Linked DNA regions of Homo sapiens: region 1 is linked to region 2. Evidence: chromatin loops called from intact Hi-C (ENCODE). Cell type or tissue: PC-3. All regions are shown on one strand. Each heading gives the region's core, and the rest is flanking DNA. Links, peaks and the distances in the headings are about the cores only. Region 1 has its middle 150 kb from the start of LINC01911. Region 2 has its middle 18 kb from the start of LINC01911.

Region 1 (9,455 bases), core at 744-8,743, 170 kb after region 2:
GTGTTTATTGGGAAGCAGATAGCGAATTTTTATGAGCTTGGACAATGCCAGAGATAGGACTGTATCTCTGGCATATGCAATTCATTCTACATAAAAGAAAAACAGCCCTGTACAGAAAGCATTTTCTTTGCTATGTGAACATGTGTATGTGTGCATGGAAGCTTTCATGTGTGTGTTTGTGTGCACACATGTGCTCAGGAGATAAAATCAAGGGAGGCATATAAAGAAGCACGCTCATCATTAAGATTTGATGTGTTGCTACAATTCTGCAATATGTTTGACAATTAGCAATGGCTTAAATGCCTAATATATTTAATGACTCAATATATACCATTTAGTTGGTTCCTTGTACTAAAAGAAGATACAAACGAGATTGGTGGGGAGACAGTGATTAGCCAAGGGAAGTGAGAAAACAGAGCAGCTGCTCTTCCCTGGACATATCTTCTTTTGAGACTGTAAATAGAGGGGTGGATTTTATTGACTATTTTGCTTGTAGGATGTAGAATTTAAGCTCATCACACTGGAAAGAGCCCACATCTAACACTGCTTATACATTACATTAGAATTTTCAAAGACTCTTAGTTATCTTGAAGAACAAGAAATCACAGACCAAGATTATTCCTGAAACCTGTAATTATTGCAAGACAAATGATAAGTAAAGCAGAGAGAGCTAACATCTCCTTTTCTCTATGGAAGGTGAGAGATCTTCTGTCTTACTGCCCACATCTATCAGCAGCTCCTTCTCCAAAAAGGATGACCTGATATTCTGAATGGTAGTCACCAGAGGTATTAATTGGGCTATATTTTACTAGTGCGTAAGACTATTGTGGCCTAGTGGCAATAAACCACGCTCTTCCTGTTGTCTGTCTCATAGCCACAAACAGGTTGGCAGTCATAGGAGCAGGAAAATTGTTTTCTTCTCTCCTGTCCATCATGCAGCTGGTGAGTAAATGCACTTAAGAGGGCCCAGTAACAGGTCTCTCTCCTCTCTCTCCTCTCTCTCTCTCTCTCAGTGTTCTCAAATATAAGAGTTTCAAAATTTGGGGAAAGAAAGAGTCTCCAGTTGGATTCCAAACCCAAGCTATACTCCTATATATCTACCAGAAAGCTTTGCCCTCAGACCAGATGGAGGGGGAGGTGAGGAAAGGGAGGGTTAGGGTAAGCAGTGTGTGTAACATGCTTCCTTAGCCATTACTGAAGCAGTAATGTGTTTTCCATGTAACTATTGCCCTTTAATCATGCATTTCCTTTATACAATATCCTGGGAAAAGAAACTAGAATTTCATATCAATACTTTCACTTGATCATTTAATAAAAAATTCAATTAACTCTTATGTTATTCCTGCTATGTAGATACATGGCTTTATAGTAGTATTACTTATATTGAAGGGATAAATAGTAGGGTTAGAATAAAGTTCACCTTGATCTCTTAACAAGGATAAGGATATCTTAGTAAGTTCTCCAAAATGTGATAATACAGATTAAAGTTGAAGTTCACAGCAGATAGAATGCGAGTGGGTGGGTGCAGTAGCTCACGTCTATAATCCCAGCACTTTGGGAGGCTGAAGTAGGAGGCTCGCTTGAGCCCAAAAGTTGGAGACCAGCCTGGGCAAAATAGTGAGACCCCATCTCAAAAAAAAAAAAGAAATTTAAAGAAATAGAAAGTTAGGGTTGTTGGTTTTTTACACACACACACACACACACACACACACACACACACTTCAAGACACATGAATTTTTATATATTCATATATTCATACTTTGCCTTATTCCTAAAAGGATATGAGGCAACAGAATATCATGACTAACCATCTGAGAGGAAGTTGCTTGTCCTGAGATTAATTAATTTGCCTTTCTCTCTCTCTTTTTTTAAGTATGTTTTAGAAGATCAGGGATTTTTTGAAAGTTTATCTGCTAGAATAGGGTAAAGAAATTGGAAGTTCACATTAATACTCTCACTTGATCATTCAGTAATAATTTAATTAACTTCTATTTCATTCCTGCTATGTAGACACCTCGCTTTATAGTGGTGTTACTTACATTGATATGATGCCTGATGTATTTCAATGATTAATGTCTTATTTGCTCCTCCAAACTTTGAGTAGGTCATTTGTAGAAAATTATCACACACACACACACACCTTTTAATATTAGTAAAAACAAGCCTCAAAAATACAGTAAATTGTAGAATCACACTCTCCTGACTGCCAATCTAGCTTTCTTTTCATTGCCCTGTCCTGTGCTCTCAAAGGTATAGGAACTGCGTCAACTCTGCTCTCTCTCCTATGTGAGATCTATTTAAAAAAAAAAAATCCTATTATATTTGATCAACAGTGGAAAAGAGTTTAAGATCATTGAATAAAAGACACCAGAAATGTGTTCAATTTTCTGTCACCTAAACCCCCAGGTTGCTAGGACACTGCCCCCTTCCAAGAACCTTCTCATAAATTTCACACGATCTCCTCTCTTTTCAAGATGTCTCATTCAACTGCCATTAGACTTGGTTGGGAGAATAGAATCATCTCCAGCAAGTAAAATAGCTCACCATTTAGTTATTACAACATGCAGTGCTTTTTGCTTATCACAGCCTTAAGCCCTTCCTGGAAGGTAAGATTTTTCTCAGATTGGCAATATGCAGACATGAGAAAAGAAAGCAACTGACAGAATTTGTGAGGAAAAGAGATGATGCCTGAGGTTGCTTCAGGATGGGAAAACATATCTTAATTTCTCTCTCTTTCTCTCTCTCTCTCTCCTCATCTCTCTCTCCCTGCTGCCACAAGAAGCAGAAACATAAAACCAAATAAAAAAATTTCTGTTTCTTAATATCTTAAGTCCAACAACAGTATAAAAGTATGACTGAGGAAAAGGAATTTGACAACTAACAGTTAAAACATGATACATGAAAGTAACATTCTTGTAATGAGAATTCTAGAGAACATCTGATTGATAAAAATTGTGGGGCTTTGAGATTTAAAAAAAAATTAGAATGAATCATGAAATGGACCAGTCACATAAACTTGCCGAAGGGGAAAAAAAGACTGAGAATTAAACATAGTTAGGGCAATCACATGTCAATTTTGCTGGAACTGTCCTGGTTTAACCCTTAAAAGTGATATAATCCTAGTCACTTTCAAAGGAATACTTGTTTGGACAAAATACATCTGTGGTCGCCCTAGCCATAGAGGATGAAGCAATGTTATTTCTATGCATTTCAAAAAGAAAAAAAAAACACGGGAAGTGTGTCAGAAAGCTGGGGACATGCCATTATCTTTTTGACAGTTCATTACAAAAAGGCAAATGCAGTGACCTCAACCAATGTATGTTTATTTATAAAATTGAGTAAGAACTCACAAATCCATTTTGAATTACTTAGTGGAAATCAAGATCTTTCATCACGGAAATAAAAGAAAGCAGAGAAGGAGAGATAAAATTGGCAACATTCTCTGAAATTCAAGCTGAAAACCATGTTTCAGCAAAGGAAACACAGAATCCTCAACCAATGCCATGGCACACGAGAGCCTTTCCACATGCCAGACAAACCATTCTAGCAAGATTTCTAGTCCAAACTGGGATTGTGAGTATATTTGTATTTTCCCTACTTTAAGAGAAGACTAGCAGAATTTTTCTCGTAAATTTAGGGATGCATAATCACATGTTGTTTTACATAAACATGCATTCCAATTTACATAAATTTGCATAACACTTTCCCCAAAAACCTATCTCTGAATATGTAAAACAAATTAATCTGTGTTCTCTAATATTATTATATTCAAATATGACATCCAGGGCTACCACAAGAGATAGGCTTAGGAGAGATAGCAATGGCATCACTCCAAAACTCTGTACTAAAAATAGATAATAGTTATAGATTAGATAAAAGTTGGATATTTCCAGAAATTGATTAGAAACAGTCAAAAAACTGCTAATAAAATAATCCCAGATTGGAATAAGTAGATGGAATACTTGATACAACTCATTAAGAATTAATATTAGGGAGCTAGTTTGCCAAGTTCTGCATAGCCGTGTTTACTCTAGTTCTTCAAGTGTGTTTGCTCTAGCATAGAATACTTTAAAAAAGAAATAATTTTTCTAATTTGCATTTTAACAAAAAAATAGGTAATTGTCGTTGCTGTTACTGTTACTGTTATAGCAAAAAAAGCCATGGCATGAAGTTTACTTTCTGATTGCCAATAAAATGTTTCAGGATTGGTTCTTTCCTTTTATTATAAATGGAAACACAAAAGGGGAGAAAATTAATCTTCTCTTTCCTCTCCTCTATAAATAATGTATTTGGTAAATAATTATTTCTGTGCTGTAAGATAGTCTTACTATGGCTTGCTTTACAAATGTTTTTAAAAGAGGATTTCATAAATGAATATGAAAAACAAAAACACAGCAAAGTCTTAACCTAAAACTCTTTCGTCTACTATATGGGTATAGGGTTCCTAGCTACTTAGGTTAGATTAATAGCTGGCAGCTCTTAGCATCTTAGCATCTTAACATACCAAAGAAACTTTCTGGTTTGCTGGGGAGACGAGGACATGATAAAGCTGAAGATTGTGAACCACTCAAAAAGGAGCACAGATTAAAGTAATTCCATTAACACCATTAACACATGAGTCAGATCATGGTACTTCTTTACTCAACAGCTTCTAATAGCTTCTCATCACCCTTAGAATAGAATCTAAATTTACCAGGACCCACAGATTCTATACAAATTGGCTTCTAGCATCAACTCTAGTCTCATTGGTATCTTCCTCTCACTTACTTCACTCCCTTAATGCAAGCTTTCTTGCTGTGCTCTAAACAGGCCACGCAGGGCCTTTCCTTTGGTTTTCAATGCTACTGTGGACCTGGGGAGAGGGAAATTGGAATAAGTCAAGTTGAAACATCATAAAGTTCTCTGCCCTTACCAAGATTCAGCCATTTTTATTGAGTGAATCATCCTTAGATTGTTGCATGGTTTTGGTTAACTTTCAGAGTTCTGAAAAAAAGTTGATTTTGACAACTTGTGCTAGTGTTCTCATTGCTTTTATAAAATAATAGTTTGATGGAAGTCTATATTTTGCAATTCTGGAAATTGCTTTTGGGTCAGCGCTTCCTTAAAACTCACTAAAACTTGACAAGTGGTAGGTTGTTAATAATTAGTTGCATGTAATTTCTGAAACTGTAGTAGTAGATTTTTTTGTACTCTGTTTAACATTAAATCATAAAATTTATTTTTTTCTAGATAGATCACATTAAATTTTATTCATTCAACAAATACATATTGAGTCACTGAGTTGCATTAGTCACTGTCCCAGGCACCAGAAATATGGCATGGATGAGGAAATGACATTTGCCAAGAGGTCCTAATGACCTGAGGGAATAGGTCACAGGCTACCTGAGGAAAGATAATTCCAGGCTGTCTACAACAGATATGCTTTAGATTCAAGACAAAAATATATCGAAAGTAAAAAGTTATAAAACAGTATACCATGCAAATAGTACTCGAAAGACAGCTGGAGTAGTTATACTAATATCATATGAAATAGACTTCAAGAAAAAAAGTTACTAGAGAAAGAGAAGGTCATTTTATAACAATAAAAGGATCAATCCATCAGGAAGGCAGAACAATTTTTAAAATATATGCACCTAAAAACAGAGCTCCAAAATACATGAAGCAAAGTGGACTATACTGAAGGGAAAAATAGACAGTTTAACAAGGTTCATTACCCTACTTTTAATAATGAATATAAACTATAGGAGAAAATCTACAAGAAAATAAGTCTCCAACAACACTATAAACCAGCTAGACCTAATAGATACCTATAGCATAATAGAGACATTTTACCCAACAGCAACAGAGTACATATTCTTTGAAGTGTACACGGAACATTCTCCAATATAAACCATATGCCAGGCCATAAAACAAGCCTCAAACAAATTAAAAGGATTAGAATCATATAATTTATAATAAGAGGAGGAAATCTGAAGAATTACCAGTTGAGATGAAGAATTACAAATTGAGGCAAAATTTTTTGCCTTAGAATATTTACTTACCATAATATATGTTATTAATGTTGATATGTAATGGAAATATTACTATTAGTTTTAAATGAATATTTAAACATAAAATTATTTTCAGTTTTAATTTTTACTATGGTAAATATTGATTGATATAATCAAATAAATAAAAGCTCTTTAAGAGTTTTCAATAATTTTAAAGAGGTTTCCCTTACCAAAAGGTTTGAGAACCACTGATTTAGACTAATAATTTGGGAGATATGTTTGGGAGTCCACCACAATACCTATTACTCCACATCACACCAGCAACTGTTTGCAATGGTTCCTTTGGAGGAAAGACAGAGAGGTAGTAGGAATAGGAGCTTAGTCATTTTCTACATTTTTGTATGGCTCTGAAGTCCCAGGAATGAAACATAACAAGTTGTGTTTGAGAAACTGAACAGAATACATTGTGAATGGAGCATCAGAAGGGTGTGTGATGGTGGGAGAGAGGAAATGGGTGTGCTGAAAGTATCTATCTTGTAGGACAGATAGGATACTATTATTCTAATATCTGTAATACAAGGGAATAACAATTGCATTAAAAAGTGATCAACTAAGTGCTACTCAGAGAGGAATCACTTTATTGTCATCTGGAAATCAAACTCACTACAACATTCCCTCTTGAAATGCAAAACCAAGCCCACTGAAATGTTATTAACAATCTTAACAGTTTCAAAACATGCACTCGCTCATGTAATCTATGGATATTATTCATCTCCTTCAAAATGAAAACTCTAAGGCTACAGGTATTTTTTTTTAATCTAGGCAAGTGAAGAGAATTTATGAATGTGCAGTTCTATACCCAGAAAGCAATTGCCATGAGTTAGAAAAGGAAAAAAAAATCCACTTCAAATAAAGCAACGTGACTCCTCCACTCCCACCTCCAACTCTTTGGGCTTAGGAAGACCTAACCCCCACCATTTTCTAATCTTCGGCAGGGATTTCATATCTAACAGCTGCTATTTAGGTAGCCCCTTATGCTATGAAATTCAAACCCTCATTTTATCTCCTTTCCCTACAGCAAAAATTGCAATATCTCACACCCAAGCTCCAGCTGTCAGATTCACACACCATTTCTATTTCAATGGCTAGAATAATCCCTTGCTCCCTTGTTTTCATTGAACAAGAATGTGCCAGCTTAAAAAAAAAAAAGGAACAGGGAAAAGGCATTTGTCTAAACTCAAATACTCAAAGGGGAGAAAACAGCTTGAAGAAATGTGATGCTTTGTTACAGGCATTTTGCATTTGAAGCACAGTTGTTTTTTAAGTACATATACACATTCAAACATATATAAATATAGGTAGATGGACATGAGACTCTACAGGCCTTTCTTTTTCAGAATGCACTATATAAGTCAGAGAAAATATACACACATAACTGTGCCAAAAAAACTAGACAATGTGACCATATCCATGGCAACCATTCTTAAGTTAAATTTTATTTTTTAAAATGAGAGAGGAAAATGTTTCTAAGTTTTCAATCTTTCACATCCATTGTGATACCAGCCACCTATAACATGGTGGTTATTGCTTAATATTTAGTTAGAAGCCCAAATTCCAAAGCAGTCTTAGAAGCATGGTGCTCCTAGTGATAGTTAAAATAAGCAATCCCTGAAGACACCATTTGTAAATTAACACACAGATGCAATTTCAGCTGTCTCCAGTCTGAATGGGAAGAGTCAAATGATCTCTATTGGGAGAACAGAGTTCTTAAAAGAGTTTGGTGTCTGATTCTCTTCATGCATGAAGAAATACATGAAGAGAAAGGCTCTAGAAAAACCTCTTAAGTGCTTCCTAAGATCTGTGGCACTGGCATAACCACCTGAAATCCCAGGAATATCCTTTTAGCAGTGACAAAGAACTTTATCTTGTAAATTCTTGCCTTCTTATCTAGTAAATTCTTCTCTCAAGATGTTTTTGACCAATATCACTTTTTTGCTTAGTTCCATAACCTACTGCCCATGGAATCATTATGACGGCATTCTAACTGCTCTCCCTGGCTTAAATGTTTCCCTCCCCAGTCAACTGAATGGCTCATTTTCTCTTCCCACCACTCTTTTGTTCTAAAAACTTTGATTGGCTTCCTATAACTTCATTCTCATGTACTAAATCTTCTATAACTGGGCTCGGTCTTAGCTAATCCAAAATTTTCTCTTTAAGCTTTTGATGAACAACCAAGGATGTTTCCTCCCCATTTTTCCCCAAGCCACTTTCTATCTACCTTCCCAACACACCAAGCTCAACCTTAGCTGAGGATGTTAAGAAGACAGCACCAGTTTCTTTATACTAAATGTCGTTCACCTTCCATCCAGCCAAATCATACTCAGCTTCCAAATTCCCCTTAAGGTCCATGAGGGATAGCCTGACATCAACAGCCTTCACTGATTTCTCTAACATCTGGGAGATTATTTTACTAAAGATAAGAACAAATAAGCATTAATACTAAAAAATTAGTTACTAATAAGGAACTTTTTACTAAATATAGTACCTTAGATAGTCAATTAAGACCTAAGAGTCTGAAATCATTCAGAAAGTAAAGATAACAATTACTCTTAAAAACAAAATGGCAACAATCACAGGAACCAATGTATCTAAAAGATAATAATAATCTCTCTGCCTGCCATTTCAAATATACATGACATTTTCTCTCCTTTTACAAAAAAAAAGAGTTGTTGGCCAGGTGCGGTGGCTCACCCCTGTAATCCCAGTACTTTGGGAGGCCGAGGCGGGCGCATCACGAGGTCAAGAGATCGAGACCATCCTGGATAACACGGTGAAACCCCATCTCTACTAAAAATACAAAAAAAATTAGCTGTGCGTGGTGGCGGGCACCTGTAGTCCCAGCTACTCGGGAGGCTGAGGCAGGAGAATGGTGTGAACCCGGGAGGTGGAGCTTGCAGTGAGCCGAGATCGTGCCACTGCACTCCAGCCTGGGTGACAGAGCGAGACTCTGTCTCAAAAAAAAAAAAAAAAAAAAAAAGAGTTGTCTTCTGATAAAAAATGTTTATGAATAGAACCTTTTTTAAAAAATACATTGAGGACAGGAACTTATATATTGAGGACAGGAACTCCAGCCTTTATTTCTTTTTTTTTTTTTTTTTCCTTTACAGTGGAAACCCTTACCTTCATTAGAGCACAGACATAATCTTTATTTGTAAAACTTAAAACTTTAAGCTAAATGAAAAACAGCTAATGTTTTTGCTGTAAGGTAGTTTGCCAACTTTAGAAAAATATCTTCAATTCTTCAAACAGATGGCAAGGCCACCTTTAAAAAATATTAAGCATGCTAAAATAGATACAAACTGATAGTTCTACTTCTGATAAACGCTGCTGTGGACAACCGAATGCCTCCCATTCTGTTTCAGTAATAAATCACTTTCCTGACTTGAGTTAGTAATGAGATTTTT
Region 2 (9,455 bases), core at 892-8,891:
TGTACAACAGGTTTGTTGAATTTATTCCTTCTATCTAACTAAAATTTTGTATCCTTTGACCAACATCTCCTCAACCTTCTATCTCTGCCACTAGCCTCTAGTAACCACCATTCTATTCTCTACTATGAGTTCAACTTTTTTAGATCTCATGTATAGGTTAGACTTTGGGTATTTGTCTTTTTGTGCTTGGCTTATTTTACTTAGCATATTGATACCGATGATCATCCAGGTTGTCTCAAAGGACAGGATTTTCTTCTTCTTTAATGGCTGGATATATACCAAATATTGTTATCCATTCATTTATTGATAAACACTTAGGTTGATTTCATATCTTGGCTAATGTGAATAATGCTGGAATGAACAAGTGAGTGTGCAGACATCTCTTTGACATACTGATTTTATATCCTTTGGATATATACTCAATAGCGAGATTTCTGGATCATATGGTAGTTATAATTTTTTGAAGGGCTCTATACTCTTTTTCATGATGGCTGTACTAATTTATATTCTCACCTGATGTATACAAAGATTTCCTTTTCCCCACATCCTTGCCAAAACTTACCTTTTATCTTTTTGATGCTAGCCATTCTAAGAGGTGTGAGATGATATCTCATTGTGGTTTTAGTTTGCATTTCTTCACTAGTAATGAGCATTTTTAAAATATATCTGCTGACCATTTGTAAGTCTTCTCTTGGGAAATGTCTATTCAGGTCCTTTGTTCATTTTTAAATTGGGTTGTTTTCTTGCTATTAAGTTGCTTGAATTCCTTACATATTTTGGATATTAACTTACCCCTGATAAGATGTATGGTTTGCAAATATGTTCTCCCATTCTATAGGTTTTCTCTTCACTGTGTTCTTTTCTTTGCTGTATAGAAGTGTTTTTAGTTTGATGTAATCCCATTTGTCTATTTTTGCTTTTGTTGCCTCTTGGGCAACAATCGTGTCTATTTTGGGCTTTTGGGGACATATTAAAAAAAGTTATTGCCTAGGCCAATGTCATGGAGCCTTTCTACTATGTTTTCTTCTAGTAATTTTATAGGTTTAGGACTTACATTTAAGTTTTGAATCCATTTTAAGTTGATTTTTGTGTACAATGTGAGATAAGGTTCTAATTTTATTTTTTTTCATAGGAATAGCCAGTTTTTCCAACATCATTTATTGAAGAGACTGTTCTTCCTGCATTGTGTTTGGGGGACCTTTGTAAAAAATTAATTGAATAGTTTTGTAGTATATTTTAAAGTCAGATAGTACGACAACTCCAGCTTTGTTCTTTTTGCTCAAGATTGGTTTGGTTATTTGGGGTCTTTTTTGGTTCCATATTAATGTTGGGATTGTTTTTTCTATTTCTGTAATAAACAGCTTTAAAATTCTGACAAGGATTGCATTGAATCTGTAGAGTGCTTTGGGTAGCATGGATATTCTGACAATATGAAATTTTCCAATCAATGAACACTGGATATTGTTCCATTTATTTATGTCTTTTTAATTTTCCTTCATCAATATTTTACAGTTTTCACTGTATGAGTCTATCAACTCCTTGGTTAGATTTATTCCTAATAGTTTTGTAGCTATTGTAAATGGAATTGTTTTCTTAATTTCCTTTTTGGATAGTTCGTTGTTAGTTTGTAGAAAGGCTACTGATTTTTGTATGTTGATTTTGTATTCTGTACTTTTACTGAATTTGTTTATCAGTTCTAACAGTATTTTAGTGGAGTCTTTGGAGTTTTCTACCTATAAGATTATGCTACCTGCAAACAGGGAAAATTTAACTTCTTACTTTCCAATTTGGATGCCTTTGATTTCTTTCTCTTACCTCATTGCTGTATCTTCAACTTGCAGTACCATGTTGAATAGCAGTGGCAAGAGTGGGCATCCTCTTCTTATTCCAGATCTAAGAAGGAAAACTTTCAATTTTCCACTGTTGAGTATGATTTAGAAGAAATTTCAAAAGCATAATTTAACATAATGTTCCTGAATAATTTTCATCTGATAAGTGGTTAAATTTTGGATTGTGAATTTCTCTTGGACTTAGATTCAAATTAGATCCTTCCTGGCCAGGCCTCCCTGGAATTACACCCCAAAAGTGATCACTGTCAGTGTTTATAGAATCATAGCATTTTTAGCAATCATTTAATACCTTAGTTTTAAATATTGGAAAAAATAAAACTCCGAGAGGTTAAGTGAGAAGTTAAAGGTACAGCTAGGGGTAGAACCAGTTTCCTGATTTCCATTTACTACATTAAGCTGAATGGTCAACTAGGGCAGCTGTGCTATGAGAAGATAGGTAATCTTATTTCTCACATTGGGCAATATTTATTTTCATGAAACTATAAACAGCCCTTAGATTGCTAGAGTCTGAATTAGATACAATAGATAAGAAGTGGCATAAATTTTGCCATTCCCTGCTGAAAATATAAATGAGTGTACACAAATATGCTTAATTCAGGCAAAGAGGCTATCAGTTTCTATATGGCATATTTTCCTTGTTCAACCAAGGATGACAAACTGACACAGAATAAATAGGATCAGTGTTAGTAAGCTGTTAAGCACTGCTGTTTCTCTCCTCTGTCTCTTGCTCTCTCTCATACAGCCTCCTCTAGGCATCATACTGTTTCAAGAACAAAGAAATGCCAAATACCAATTAACAAGCTAAACCTGATTCACACGTAAACAAGCTTGGGCTTGTATTTTTATGAAAAGTACTGACAAAATTAGTTTTGAAAATATTTAACTCCTATTGATTTAATTTTTAGATGTCTCATTACTAAGGCCTTCTTGTCCCTCCTATAAATCTGGTATCTGGACTCACTTTTCTCAGAAGAGGTATGGTTTTCTTCTTTGAGAGAAAAACAAAAGCATAAGTGGCTTTAGTTAAGCATCACTATCCAGCCCATTATTTTATCATAGCTGTGGTAATTAATACAGACTAATCTGCTTCTCTTCATGGTTCACACTTAACCATTTTTGTATTTTATTTGTTCATCAAATATATTTCCACAAAATACAGTTTGATTTGGATTTATTTGCCACCAATTTGAGAAATCAGTGTCATTCTTCACTGCTGTGAAATAGTATGTGAATAACTCATTTTCAGCTTTAAAATGCATCAGTGAGTCATGGAGGCTCATAAGAACCCTTTGACATAGTTTCCTGGAGAATTCTGAAAAATTTCATGTCTATTCTGAAGTGGCAACCTAAATCACTATTTCTTTTCGAGAAGTGCTTCCCAAACTTTAGTGTACATAAGAATCATCTGAGAGCTTGTTGAAATGCAGATTCCTGGGCCCTGCTTCTTGAGGTTCTGGTTCAGGAAATGTCGTGTGGTGCCTGAGATTTTTACATTTCCCAGATCAAGCTGAGGGATCTACTACCCTGGTACAGCTTCTGCCTCAGTCTCCTGGAAACACTGTTCACATGTCCTTTTTTTTTGTTTTTGTTTCTGTTTATTTTTTTGAGACAGAGTCTCCCTCTGTCACCCAGGCTGGAGTGCAGTGGTGTGATCTCAGCTCACTGCAAGCTCCACCTCCTGGGTTCACACCATTCTCCTGCCTCAGCCTCCCAAGTAGCTGGGACTACAGGTGCCTGCCACCATGCCTGACTAATTTTTTGTATTTTTAATAGAGACGGGGTTTCACCGTGTTAGCCAGGATGGTCTCGATCTCCTGACCTCGTGATCCGCCTGGGCCTCCCAAAGTGCTGGGATTACAGGCGTGAGCCACTGTGCCCAGACAACCACATGTCCTTTTAAACATACACAATACATGGATACGAAGTTCCAACCTTGCACATAGTAAAAAGGGATATTTTGCCATTTCACTGTCATCATTAACTATGTTACATAAAATAGATGTTCAGGAAATGATAGCGCGGTAGTTTCTATCACATGCATCACATGTTGATCCCTTCCCTCTGTAATTATGCCCAACTGAAAAGTTGTGCATTTGTACAAGAGAAAGCAATGACTTGTGCAGGAAACAAACTACTATAGAGCTTCATCGGTATTAAAATGTACATGTGTTTGTGAATTCTCATTATTAACTATAACTGTCCACAAAGCTCCAGTGACTCAGCTCTTCATCTCTAACATTTTGCAGACTGAATTGTTAGGTCTGTGGACAGACCTTTGGAGGATATAAGACAGCACGAATAAATAGTTAATATAGTATAAAATATAAATTATCTGTAGGCCAATTAAGGTCATGAACATTTTAGGGAGAAGGGCTTTAGGAGCCATGGCTTTAAGAACACCTCATATATCCTACGAAATGGTGATAGACAGCAATCAATTCGCTTGTAATCTAGCAAGGTATTAAGAAGTTTGAGCTTTCTGAAAGAGCTGAATGATAAGAGAGGTTTGACTAATGTTGGGAAAAGAAGCATGTCTTTTGCTTTGGAAAAAGAACCAAATTATTATGATCATTCTCCATTTATCAGTAAAATATTTTTTAGCACACACATGCTAATATATGCATATTTACTTATTTCTAAGTATTTATGCTCATCATTATAATCTATACATACTTTATACATAAATATTTCAAACGACACACTACAATATACATTTGGAAAATTGAGATAAAGATTAAATTTAAAAATTTGTCTTACCAATATCTGCATATTATCATTAATTCAAAGCAAAAAGCATAATTTACAGTTAAAGAAAGGGTTATCATTAACAATATTAAATGTGAATCCATTATTTAAGTGGACTTACTGATAATTTTAACTTTTTGGAAGAAAATGTGTCAATATAAATAGATAACATTTTCTTTAGTCTCCTAATGTGGCTTAATGCCCATAGTAGAAGTAGGGTAAATATTAGCTGTGCATTTTTTTGTTCTCTGCCTGTTCTTGTATTATTATATTACATTCAAGTGGTGGTTTCTTTGCTGGAATCTTTTTAAGCTTTCCATCTAAACCCTAGTTGGATATTTTCTCTTTTTCCTTCAACTTTCTTAGCACTCTTGATATGTGTATCATTTCTTTAGTCAATGATCAGTTACAATCTATAGATTCTTGGTTATCTATTTTTTTTTTTTTTTTTTTGAGACAGAGTCTCGCTCTGTCGCCCAGGTTAGAGTGCAGTGGCGCGATCTCAGCTCACTGCAAGCTCCGCCTTCCGGGTTCACGTCATTCTCCTGCCTCAGCCTCCCGAGTAGGTGGGACTAAAAGCGCCTGCCACTACGCCTGGCTCTTTTTTTTTTTTTTTTTTTTTTTGGTATTTTTAGTAGAGATGGGTTTTCACCGTGTTAGCCAGGATGGTCTCGATCTCCTGACCTTGTGATCCGCCCGCCTAAAGTGCTGGGATTACAGGCGTGAGCCACCGCGCCTGGCCAGATTATTGGTTATCTATTACTCCTTGCAATTTCATTACCGAGTGCCCAATCTTATCCATAGCAAATGCTTAACAAATATATATTAACTAATAAGTAATAGAGAGAGGAAGAACAATTTTCATATAAATGCATAATAAGAGACAAAAGAAGCTTTTCATTTTTAGTTAGGAATTAAATCTATCATGTTTTTTCTTTTTTAAAAAAGGCTTTAATTTTAATTAATTTTCAGCAATAATATAATAAAAGATTGTTTTTCTGTGAAACTTCATGCCATGCCAACAGGATGATGACTCATACGCCACTAGAAATCTGACACATCACATTACTTTCACTTATTTTTATAGCATGTAAATTGTCTCACATCCGATAAGTCGGCAACAGAAGAACTCCCTGGAGATGGACTAAAATAATTCAGGAGGAGCAAGTGTCTTTAAATCTAAAAAATATTCAGAAAATATCTGCTTTGAATGTAATAGAAAGAGGGTAATAAATGTACATTACTGAGTCTCTTTTACTAGTGTTACAATATATAAGCACATCTATAATTCTGGCATTTCATAAAAGCATTGATTTTTAAAGTAAACGTATTGATATTAGTTTTAGCAATAGAAAATGACAACTATTTCACAGTAACATCTACAACTTCACAAGCTGGGAAACTTCCCTAAAATGTATTTATTTTAAATTGAAAAAAATCTAAAATTACGTATACTGACTCATTTGAAAAATAGCAATAGAATCAATGAATTCAGAGCAACAAAGCTAAATTTGGCAAAAATATTTGTTAAAAAATCAGAAGACAGATTTTATACACACTCATAACCCCTTCTCCTTTGAAGAGTCTTATATTGTGAATGATTGGTTTTGCAGGTTTATTATACAATCTTCTGTTAAAATAAAGTTAACAAAAATTTATTTTTCATTCAAAAGTTAATTTAGACATGACAAACCTAAAATCCTCCAAAAATGTCTTGTGATAGTTTTGTTGACAACAGCCTGGGACTTTCTGTACTTTTTGAACTTTACCCCCCTGTATGGGAGGAAGTCAAATAGCCACAGGTATCCCTTAGAAGTTTTAATGAGGTCCATTTATTTTTATTTCCCTTCTATTCTTAGGTATTTTCCATTGTTAGCAGGTCTGTGGACAAAAGCATTTAGTTAGGCATGAGCTTCTAAATCCAATTTATCTTTCGTTTGGAAAAAAATAGAAAGAACTTGTACTTTTTATTTTTATGCCATGCATAAAGAACCAACACACCAAACTCATGAAAACCCAAATTACTGATACAAGTTGAGAGTAAAATGTGGCTAATTTTTTTTTTTTTCTCCCAGATAGCAACCACTACCAGTGTTGAACACAGGGGTGCAAATGAGACCACATTGTCTCGGACATCTGCTGCTGTATTGGTATGGGAGCATGACTCAGAGGAAGAAATGAATAAAGTGTTTATACCCAAAGGGATTATAAATATTCTGGAATATAAAGACTGATAGAAGATTACCAAAGGGCTCACTTAACAAAGTGTGGAAATTTAACTCCATAACTACATGTAATAGCTGATCATAAAACAGTAATACATTACGGCACATATTAAGATTCTAGAGTCCTTTTTAACCCTTAACATCCCTAATTCTCCCAGACAAAATGTGGCAAACTCCCTGAAATTTTTAACAATACCATGTGTGAGTCAATTGAGAAAGAATTCCTAATAGAGGTTAAAACCACAATAGCCTCTGAGCATGCTAGGAGGGAAAATAGGTAGACATTAAATTTAAAAACATATTTCCTGCCCTTTCAGATAGGGGATATGTTGTGATATGGACATAGACACACATACACCATAAAGTCTAAAACTGTGCTATTACATAAGGTGACATATCAGGGCAGATAATATATTTATTTTTAAACCTTCAGTGTTAATCAGCTTAACTGACCAACAACAATTATACCTCTCCTAGAGACAATCATTTTTACAGTCAAGGCATATTTAAATGCCAGAATAAATACCCACATTCACATGTACACACTAGAGGAAAAAATAAAGTCTTTTAGGAAAATAAAAGATAAAAATGTGAGGAAAGGGTTTATAGTAGATAATTCTAGCATATTATCATTCCTGCTTTAAGTGGTGTGATCTTTGAAACTCATTTAATCCTGGAAACACTTTAGAGAGCTTCAAAACCTATTTTGGAATTTGCCTAACTCAGAAGAAGGCAAAATATCATATAATCAAAGAAAAGATTTTTGCTGTGGTAAAACATAGATAAAATTAAAAACCATAACAAGTGGTCTGATAGATTAGCATTTCAGCTGCCATCAACACAGCACAAAATTTCCTATAGTCAAGTGAAACTCCTTGTGGGATATATATGAGTACCAAGGAACTTCCAGTCCACACAAAGAGAATCACTTCTGTAGAATCTTTGGATGATAAGGCTAAGGGGAAGGCATGCTGAGGCAAACAGAATCCAAGACAGAGAGAGCTTGGTTCTTACAGCGATCTATAATTGGTGATACGCACAGGGTGGTCTCTGGGCCAACAGCATTAACATTGCCTCGTGTGGCAGGCAGAATAATGGCTCCACAAAAATATCCACAATTGATTCCTGGAAACTTGTGAATATGTTACCTTACATGGCAAACGGGACTTTGCCGATGTGATTATATTAAGGGTCTTGAGAGGGAAAGAGCATCTTGAATTATCCAGATGAGTCCATTGTAAGCACAAGAGTCTTTATAAGTGAAAGACAAAGGCAGGAGAGTCAGGGGTCAGAGTCAGAAAGATATTAATATTTGAAGATGCTACTTTGATGAAGACACTTTGAAGACAGTGGAAGGAAGCATGAGCCAAAGAATGCAGACAGTGTCTAGAAGCTGGAAGAGGCATGGAGACTGATATGGTATGGCTGTGTCCACACCCAAATCTCTTCTGGAGTTCCCATGTGTTGTAGAAGGGACCTGGTGGGAGGTAAATGAATCACGGGAGCAAGTCTTTCTCATGCTGTTCTTGAGATGGTACATAGGTCTCATAAGATCTGATGGTTTTAAAAAGAGAAGTTCCCTTGTATAAGCTCTTTCTTTGCCTGCTGCCATTCATGTAAGAGATGACTTGCTTTTTCTTGCCCTCACTCATGATTGTGAGGCTTCTCCAGCCATGTGGAAATGTAAGTCCAATTAAACCTCTTTCTTTTGTAATTTGCCCAGTCTTGGGTATGTCTTTATCAGCAGCATGAAAATGGACTAATACAGAGACAAAGTCTCCCCTAGAGCACCCAGAAAGAGAACACCTTTATTTTGGTCCAGGCAGACCTGTTTCTGACTTCTGATCTCCAGAATCATACGATAATAAATTTGTGTTGTTTCAATCACTTAATTTTGGGTAATTTGTCAGGGCAGCAATAGGAAACTAATACATCTATGAACTTTTTAGAACTATGAATTCCCAGGAACTACTCAAGACTTGATGAATCAAAAACCTAGAGGAAAGGAGCAGAAAACTATTTTTAACAAGCCTTTCAAGTGATGCTGATGCACATGAAATGTTGAGAACTACTGCTCTATCTCAATTCCTCTTCTTCTACACTGAATTTTGCTTAAATATACAGTACACAATATGCATTTTTTGGACCATGCCATACTGAAGAAATTAATTACAAAATGAATAAAATTAAAATTAAAAGACCTATATCAGTTATCTATTTTTGTGTAATAAATTAGCACAAACTTAGCAGCTTAAAACATTTATTCCACAGTTTCTGTGGATCAGGAATTTGTGCAAAAATCAGCTGGTTGGCCAGTTTCTGTGGATCAGGAATTTGTGCAAAAATCAGCTGGTCAGGAGTTTGAGACTTGCCTGACCAACATGGTGAAACCCTATCTCAAGTAAAAATACAAAATTAGCTGGATGTGGTGGCACATGCCTGTAATCCTAGCTACTCGGGAGGCTGAGGCAGGAGAATCACTTGAACCCAGGAGGTGGAGGTTACAGTGAGCCAGGATCACACCACTGCACACCAACCTAGGCAACAATAGCGAAACTCTGTCTCAAAAAAAAAAAAAAAAAAAAAAAAAAAAGCACCTGGGTCCTTTGTTTCAAGGTCTCTCACAAGGCTGCAA

Evidence for each region. Peaks named below come from ENCODE experiments on the same cell type or tissue, not always from the same donor. Only the 100,000 strongest peaks of a DNase experiment are listed, where the experiment ranks them.
Region 1: a loop joins it to region 2, with 1.8 times the contacts of the local background. A loop is called at or near these places in 2 of 110 quality-filtered maps.

Annotation. Positions count from the first base shown.
Region 1 is chr2:146,987,329-146,996,783 of GRCh38, forward strand. No RefSeq gene overlaps it. Among named protein-coding and RNA genes, the nearest start is that of LINC01911, 150 kb to the left of the region's middle. In PC-3, for the core only: no CTCF peak of the experiment used is centred there; a DNase peak (open chromatin) is centred at 5,323; H3K27ac peaks cover 1,741 bases.
Region 2 is chr2:146,815,216-146,824,670 of GRCh38, forward strand. No RefSeq gene overlaps it. Among named protein-coding and RNA genes, the nearest start is that of LINC01911, 18 kb to the right of the region's middle. RefSeq lists an enhancer at 6,128-6,739. In PC-3, for the core only: no CTCF peak of the experiment used is centred there; a DNase peak (open chromatin) is centred at 5,656; H3K4me3 peaks cover 926 bases; H3K27ac peaks cover 3,471 bases.